2 separate regions of the Homo sapiens genome follow, and region 2 is linked to region 1. A link is a contact called in ENCODE Hi-C or POLR2A ChIA-PET data. All regions are on one chromosome and are shown on one strand. Each heading gives the region's core, a stretch centred on a gene start or an enhancer-like site at or near the end of the contact. The rest is flanking DNA. Distances are from core to core; before and after follow the strand shown.

Region 1 (4,677 bases), core at 72-2,571:
CCACATGTTCTCACTCATAAGTGGGAGTTGAGGAAGAAGAGCATAGACACAGGGAAGGGAATATCACACACCAGGGTCTGTCAGGGGATGGGGGATAGGGGAGGGATAGCATTAGGAGAAATACCTAATGTAGATGACGGGTTGATGGGTGCAGCAAACCACCATGGCACATGTATACCTATGTAACAAAACTTCATGTTCTGCACATGTACCCCAGAACTTAAAGTATAATTTAAAAAAAAAAGAAGAAGAAATTAAACTCATGCTTAATCCTGAAAAAAAAAATAAAGGAAAGAAAACATCTGTGACACAAAAGAGCCCCAAACCAAAGAGAGTTGCAAGTAATGCTGACCTTTTAGTAATAAAGGCTCTGGCACTGGTCTCTCCAGTTTGGCTTTGCTTTATAACCAGGAGGCAACTGGAAAACAAACAAAACATACAAGGTTTTATCACTTCATTCAAACAGACTTCAGAGAAGTGGCATCCAGGTATACTATAGAGATAATCAAATTCTATTGTTTGTCTAAGAGTCCACTGAATTTCTAAGTTAATTAAAGCAATGGGGAGAGAATAAAAAAAAAAAAACAGAAAGCCAGGCAAGGACTGTGTTTTCACTGGTGCTCCAGAAGATTCAGCAAGAAACAAGGGAGAGGAGAAAGGGAAACGAGCTGGCCAGACCTTCTCAGTGTGAGGGAAGCAAAGAATCACCGAGATGGTCCATTCATCTGCTCAACCACTGAGCACCCAGTGTGCACCAAGCTCTGTGCTGGAAAAATAAACACATAATTCCCTACCTCATGGAGAATGTAGCTCAGTAGGGGAAAGTCAGAAGCAAGTTGGCAATATGTGGTGTACAGGAGAAGCAGGGGCTGCCACGGGAGCACACAGCACCAGGCCTGGGGGCTCAGAAAAGCCTCCCCACAGGAAGCAACAGTGAATCTCAGACTCTCCTGCAGAGTAAGACCAGTTGGCCTGACATAGTGCATAGTGGGCTGAGGGAGGGGAGTATGAAGCAAGAGGAGAAAGCCTCAATCTGGAGAACAGCAAGCGTAGGGCTCAGGGAGCAAGCATGGGGTACAGGAAAAGGACAACTAGGTCAGAAGGCCTGGAGCAAAGAATGCAAGCAGGGTGGTGTCGGGTTCGCCACCTCTAAATATTATGCTCTCCATGGCTTCAGGCCCGCTGGACAAACCCAGGCAATGAACAGCCTCAGACCTGGAGAGCAGAACTCCTGACTCATACAGCTCATCTATCTTTGCACAGTGCCTTGTGTTCTTGCAGTCACACTCTTGGTTGCAGACACAATGCCAGCCGGAAATATGGCTGTGACAGGACAGTGACTCAGAGTATACAGTTGGGCAATGAGAACTTAAACCATAACTATAAGACTTTTTGCAAGAAAAACCTATTAGACAGAGACATACACACACTCAGATCAGCTACCCTAGCAACTCCTCCATTATATATTAAGAGGAGACCTCAAGCATTGCAAAATCTATTTGGGGGAATGGGGACCAGTTTTATTGCCTGCCTGTTCTTGAGAAAACTTGTGATAAATGGAATCAACTGAACCTTTTTTATTTTCAAATCTGCTCACACATAGCCTTAGGGTCATTTGTGATGTGAGACTGAAGGGGACTGGGATGCAGTGGATGACAGCTGCCCACCATCTGTCTGGTCCTAAACCATCCACCTTCCCACTGTAACTGCTCAGGCCCTCCTAGCCAGAGGCCTGTCAGGAGCCAATTGAGCTGTATCTATCCAGGTATCGTTACACATTTGTTTCAGTTGTGATTATTCTTTCTGGCAGACAAAGCCATCCTTGTGGAAGGTAGAGCAGGACAATCCCACCCAGGCACATGAACCAGGCAGCTGGCAGAGTGCATTGAGGTGGCTCTGCCATCTGCTGCTCAGAAGGAAGGGCCTGAGGCTCACACATGCCTCCAAAGCATGTAAACCCCAGACTTCACCAAACCAAGTGGTAACACCTCCATCCAAGTATCGTCAGCCCTTCTGGTCACATGGATGCATTGTGTGATTTCTCATCCTCTTCAAGTTTTAACCCTTGTCATTCACTTTGACCTGATAAAAATGCTGGGTTGCCAGTGGGAGGGGTTGAGAATAGGAAGCAAAGAGACTTCATAGTACGATTTGTCTTGCACTGGAGACAAATCAAGCCCTGGGATGGCCTTAGCCTCTTCTGTCCAGAGACGGTCCTGCTGAAAATAATAGATTTTATTCCTCAAAAAATTCATGTCATGGTTAGAGCTAAATCATTCTCCATTTTCGTCATTTTAGAAAACCAGAGATATAGTTCAAACTGGTAGTGACACCTTCTTCTACCACTCTGTGCCACCAGTGCCTAGCACACAAGCAGGTATTTATAAACAGTTATTGATACTATGTGATGAATTACTAGCACACAAGCCTGCTTATTTAGAAAAGGAAATTCTACAAAATCAAAGATCTAGAAGCACAGGTATGGACTATCCAGTAGAGAGTACACTTCAATATGTGGCTGCTCAAGAAGCCACTTATCAAATCAAACATAAGTGTGACTCTCATCACATGGGTCTTTTCAAAGTGGGGACCTATTCCTTTCCAGGATCTCACCTATTAGAAAAATGTATATTCACCCTATAGATTTTGTTTAAGATTCTGTCCTCTCTGTGGGGAGATATTTGGAGTTGTCACTCAGCAGCAGAGATCTGGAGGGACCAGATGGCTGGTAAAACAGGAGGCTATTCTCAATCCAGGGCCAACAGGAAAGCTGGAAGACAGAGCCCAAATTTAGTTTGAAACCTGATGCCCAACAGTATAAAATTAGAAATTCCTTTGAACCATCTGGTTCTTTTAAATAAATACCTGTTTGTCCAATCCTAGAATGGAAGGAGCTTCAAAGTCTAGCTCCCTTCCCTAAGACACAACATCTGTCCCATCCGTACTGAACAGCAGCCACGGGAGATACTTAATACTGGCTAGCTGACAGAGCCTAGGCTAATGGATGCCAATCTTAAGTACTCTAAAGTTCTTCAGAATCTTTCTAATTCCAATATCTCTTTCACTCTTCTCTTCCAACCACCAAATCCCCTCTTCTCACTCTCCCTGAGGCTAGAATACACACACACACACACACACACACACACACACACACACCCCGTCTAAAATATTTCAATGTAGTATTGTCCTTCTTCTGCCAACCCACCCATAACGATCATTCCTTCTCTACATTGCTCTACTTTCTATTGTCCTTCTCTCCCCTTCTCTGACAGTGATACGATTTATCCATAACCCCCCAAAAATCAACACTTCACACCCTTGTGAGGTGACTGTCTTAGTTCATTTTGTGTTGCTATAAAGGAATACCTGAGACTGGGTAATTTATAAAAAGAAGAGGTGTATTTGGCTTATGGTTCTGCAGCCTGTACAAGAAGCATGACCACATTTTACTGCTGGACATTTGCTTTGTATTAATAATAGTGAGTAATGATGCTATGAACATTCTTGGGCATGGCTTTTCATGTGTATATCCTATATTATGTAAAACCACTTCTAGGCACTTCCATACCTAGGAGTGGAATTTCCAGGTCACAGGATGAGCAATATTGAGTAGCAGATTTTGCAAACAGTTTCCCAAAGTGCTGGAATCATTTTACACACTCTTCAGTAGCACATAGGAACTTCTATTGCTCCTCACTCTTTTCAGCACTTTGTGTTATCTTTTAATCAGGACTCTCCAACCCCTGGTATCAGTCTGTGGCCTGTTAGGAACTGCGCCAGCATCTGCTCCTGGTGGGGACCTCAGGAAGCTTCCAGTTGCAGTGGAAGAGGAAGGAGAGCAGTGTGTCATATGGTGAGGGACGGGGCAAGAGAGAGACAGTGAGGGGAGGGGTGTCATGCTCTTTTAAACAACCACTCTCATGTGAACTAGTAGAGTGAGCACTCACTCATTAGGATGGGAAGGGCACCAAGCCATTCATGAGGGATCTGCCCACCTGATCCAAACACCTCCCATTACGCCCCATCTTCCAATACTGGGGATCAAATTTCAACATGAGATTTGGGGGGACAAATATCCAAACTATATCAGTCACCATCCCTAAATATTATAAAATAATCTGTCCCCAGCCAAATCAATGTATATCCCAGACCCTTCTCCCTTAAACCCACATTTTTCAGCCTTCACATGGCCTAAGATCTCTTCCACCACACATCATCTCACTACATGCTAACACCACCCCGACCTTTTATCTTGACTGGAGATGGCCTAACCTGAGTGATTTAGTGATTTCATCCCTTGGAAACAGAAGTGAAGAAGAGTCTGGAGTAGAAGGGTCAGCAGGGAAGACCCCAGGAAAGGAGAGTCAAATAGGACCTCCCTAAGTGCTTCCATTTTCTCTTGTATTCCAAAAGCCGGTTAAAGAGTAAATGAGATGATGTATAAATTCATCTAGTAAACTGTTGAAGCCCAATACAAAAGTAACAACATTGTTATTAAATTATTTCCACAAAAATCCCTTAATTAGCATAGAAATAGTGTCATTATATTTCCCTCAAATGAGTTCCTTTTCAGTGACATGGTGATCAAGTCTCAATGTTGGAGGTGTCTTCAACTCCACCCCCTCCCTTGCCCTCTACATTGTTAGGCACAAGTTTCCATGCACTCTTCTTCGAGAA
Region 2 (4,269 bases), core at 1,102-3,601, 290 kb before region 1:
CTTGGTGGTTTCTTTCTCTTGAGCTGACAGAGAAGGAAAAGGCCCTCCCTCCTCAGCCCCCATGGGTGGGGCAGCGGGTGGTGCACTGCATCCTGGCAGCCCTTTCCTGGCCTCTTGAACCCCTTGATGAAACCTTTGCCTTTTCTTACATATGTGCCAGGTGGCTGATGGGATAGGGGTCAAAGCTGGTTTCATAATTTTTGCATTTATAGTGCAGCACCTGTTGTTCTTGGCCCCCAGTGCTTTTGCTAAAGCCTTAAGAGGATACAAAAAGTTGTGTTTAACATCCTGTTTCACAAACGTGACACAAAAGAGACCTTTATAAAAATAAGCAACTCAAAGGAAGGGGACAATGAAGTGATCCATGAGAGGAAAGAAAGGCATTCATAATGCTGTTTATTGGGCTATACTTTGTGTCAGGCTGTACACTAGGTTCCATGCTCAGATCACATCACTTAATCCTCACATCAACCTGCATCCTCCTGCAGTTTTACAGATGAGAAAAATGAAGTTAATACTTTTCTCAAGAACACAGGGTGACTTTCTGAATCCAAAACCCATGCACTTAACAGAAGTTGAGAGGGAGGGTAACAGCTCTATAAAAGCCATTAAGAAGAGAGCCTTAGACCCATAGAGAAGGGCATGGGCCACACTGCTTTTGAGAGTGTGATTTGGAACCCTACTGATATGTTGCGGATTCTGTAACAGACCAACTTGGCATCTTAGAAAACTGTCACATCAAGTCTAAACTCTTCTGCCCAGTTATACCATTCTTGTCATTCCCAACTAACCAACATGGCCCCTCCACTGTCACCCAAACAGTTGCTTTTTTGGCCAAGAATGCCAAACTCCCCTTCTTTTCAATGCAGAGCTTTAGTGCATGACTTACCTCCAACCAGGAAAGTTCACAATGCTTCTTTGGCAATCTATGTTTGCCATTTTATTTCAAGACCCAACTCAGAACTCACATCTTGAGTTGGTTTTACCTGATTCGTCCCATTCTCAGCATTCATTCATTCATATCTGTCCCACTTTTATGGACCAGGAATGCAGATGGGAAAAGGGGACTTACGGCCTTGCAATTTTCTTTTACTACCACTAGATGGGGACCTTATAAGATGAAATGCTGACTCAGTTGTCCAAGAAAAATCAGGAAGCATAAATCAGGCTGACGCTTGGTTTCTAAACCAGTCAAGTAAGGCAGCAGGCAGTAACATACATACATACGTACACACGTACACACGTACATACGTACACACGTACACACGTACATACGTACACACGTATATACGTACATATGTATATTCAGAACTGAATAATTGAGTAGGGGAAATGCAACTTTGCAAGAAGCTGGGACTGCCTAGATTAGGTTTGTATTATATGATCTCATGTTCAGGATCCTAGCATGATTACTATATGTAGCATATGATTACTGAATTATACTACATCATTTTCCTCATGAAGAAACCAAGACCCAAAGATGCGAAGCGATTTATCAAAGGGTAAAAACTAAAATATTAATGTCATCTTGAAACTGTTCTATTCCATTTCACGATATCTATGGTGTATTGCAGGTAACTGTAGGTAACGGTAGGCCGGAATTTAAATTTTTGGATTCATTTGAATCTCCCACATCTCTGCAACGTTCCTAGGAATAGCCATATCAGCAGCCATGACAACCGGTTTTGAGCCCTGACTATGTGTTAAGCATCATTTTAGGTGACACATTACATAACTAAATTCACGTAGTCCTCAGAAAAGGACTGTATTATCATCATTTCTATTTTTAGATGAGAAAACAGAGGCTCAGAGATGTTAACAGGCACAGAGCTGGCAAGTGAAAGCACAAGGATTCAAACCCAGATGCAGTGGAGACCAAGGTGTGCTACTGCTGACTAGCCCCACCGTCTGTCCGTACCATGCTGGACAACCAGGGCACTCCAGAAAGCCTTCTTCATGGGCTTCTGGGCTCCCAGGGATGAGCTGGGGGTGGGTTGCCTTTTGTGCCCCTCACTGAATTGAGAGAACCCCCCTCTGCTCCTTTGCCTTCGGTGCCCTAGGCTGGACCCTTTCCTGTTTAAGCAACAGAGCAGTGGGAGCGGCCCTGCTGTGCGAGCCTCTCGAGCACAGTCTGCATTCAGTCATTTGTCATGGAAACAGTGTGGGAACGGAACAGGTGATGAGCCCTTCCATCAAAGGTGTATTCAGTACCTACTGTGGCCTCCAGATGCAGAAAGTCAAAGTAGTGCCTGCCTTCGGATCCCCCAGCCCCGTGGAGGAAACATAGAACACCTCATGGCAGTGAGCTGAGAGGACTCAGGAGGAGTGAGGGGCTGAAAGGCCAGGGCAGGGACGGGCTGAGCTGCTGCTTAGAGGGTGTCCCCGTGTTGCTACTGCCCTCCTAGCTCCTCTCCACTCCTTTGCTTTGGTCCCCAGCTAAGGGCCAGAGTGCACTTCTATCAACTTAGAATATAACAATAATCATTAAACACCATGTGGTGGCCTGAGAAGGAGTCTCAAAGTGTCTTGACCTGCCTTTTTTCCCGGGCTTGCCGAGCATGGATCCACATCACCAGCAGAGGGCACTATGCCAGAGCTGGCTCTGTTGAGGGCATCAGCAGAAAGTCCTCCAAGCTGGCACCTTGTGTTTATGCCCATTATAAAACACTGGACTTCAAGGCTCTTGTCCATAGCTCGCTTTGGGACAGTTAAACTAACAGTGCTTTACAGAGTTAGGCTGGCCTACCTTGGGAGGCACAGTCCCCACCCCCTTGTTTATTGGCAGCTGTCACTGACCAGCATAGGTCAGTACTGAGCACTCTGAGCAAGTTACCTTTTCTCATGCTCTCAGCCACCCTGGAGCAGGTGGGTCTGACTGTGGACACCTTGGAACGACCCCCATTCCAAGCCTGCACTGGATGGGCAGTGCTTAGGGCCTCACTTCTGTAACTACTGAAGGCTCAAACATTCCTTTTGGTCACCAACCCTTGTAGTGTGGTCAGGAAGAGAGATGCTGCGACCATCCCAGAGGAGCGGCCAAGGTCTGAGCTCTGAGATGCACTCCATGTCTCTACGCGCCGCTCCTCCAACAGCCACCTCAGGAGAGCATATCTTGGCAGGACAACCACAGTGACCTCTACCCTTGGTGCTAGGACCCAAGAGCTTCCCTTGCAGGAGCTGACATTAGACAGCACGAGGATGGTGCTTTCAGCCAACTTCTCAGCACCCACTCCTCCAAACACTGGGCTGCATGCTGGGGTGCAGAGGTGAAATGGCCTAGTCCCCATTCTGGAGCTCAGTCTGAGGTTGAAAAGGGTGACAACTCAATGAATTGAACATTTATTTGTGTGAATATTTGCTCATCAATCTAAAAGCCACAAACACTGACTATTTATTGTGCTCTGCCCCAGATTTGCTCTCAGCTTAACACAGTGTCTGCATGTAGATACCTCTCAATACATGGTCCCTGAACAAATAAATATCAAAACAAGGCAAAGGAGGTAGCACCCTCTGCTTATGTTCATACCACAGATTCACAACCAAAGAAAATGTGTTTTCTCTACCTTTAAGGCATTCAGGGCATTTAGAAGCAGAGTGTGAGGGCGCATGTGTGTGGTCTGATGGTCCGATGATGATGAAAGCTCCTGGCTCATTTCTCTTCACACCAATGGGATGCCTGTGGTTAGGGGGGCATCTTCCCCACTGGGAAAACCTACTACCCTCACAGCCAGATTACTGTTTCCAGTTCACCAAAGTGATCCAAATACAATATGGAAACTCTGTGTGTGCTTTTGAGCTTCAATGATACAGTAGGCAAAGACCCTTGCTACCTGGGCCCCATCTCAACCGTGTGTGTGGGTGCAATAACATGGTGACCCCTCAGTCGTCAGACACAGATTTCAAAAAGGCAGCCATCAGGTAAGATCTGTAGGTAAATGCTTCAGAGGAGAGCACCTTCAATCTAGCACCAGATGATAAGTGTAAAGATGGTATCATTCATTTTGGAAAATGACCATGTCAACAAGGAAGATGCTTTTTTTTTTTTTGAGACGGAGTCTTGCTCTGTCACCCAGGCTGGAGTGTAGTGGCGCGATCTCAGCTCAATGTAACCTCCGCCTGCCTGGTTCAAGTGATTCTCCTGACTCAGCCTCCTGAGTAGCTGGGATTACAGGGGTGCACCACCATACCCGCTAATTTTTGTATTTTTAGCAGAGACGGGGTTTCACCATGTTGGTCAGGCTGGTCTCGAACTCCTGACCTCATGATCTG

Evidence for each region. A loop is a pair of places that touch in the nucleus more often than their neighbours do. ChIA-PET counts read pairs that join two places held with the same protein, here RNA polymerase II (POLR2A). Pooled maps may share reads with other maps.
Region 2: a loop to region 1 is called in a map of mammary epithelial cell, with 10 times the contacts of the local background. The contact joins two enhancer-like sites. A Hi-C loop is called at or near these places in 1 of 168 maps with a recorded cell type or tissue (mammary epithelial cell) and 2 of 50 pooled maps. POLR2A ChIA-PET finds 5 or more read pairs at or near these places in 3 of 52 experiments (AG04450, HCT116 and HEK293).

What each region holds. Positions count from the first base shown.
Region 1 is chr1:224,561,940-224,566,616 of GRCh38, reverse strand. It overlaps a transcript of CNIH3 not described here. Among named protein-coding and RNA genes, the nearest start is that of CNIH3-AS2, 52 kb to the left of the region's middle. Within about 2 kb of position 1,321, at least 4 of the 41 ENCODE cell types and tissues checked have a DNase peak (open chromatin) inside an H3K27ac peak, as active enhancers do.
Region 2 is chr1:224,849,978-224,854,246 of GRCh38, reverse strand. No RefSeq gene overlaps it. Among named protein-coding and RNA genes, the nearest start is that of DNAH14, 78 kb to the left of the region's middle. Within about 2 kb of position 2,351, at least 2 of the 41 ENCODE cell types and tissues checked have a DNase peak (open chromatin) inside an H3K27ac peak, as active enhancers do.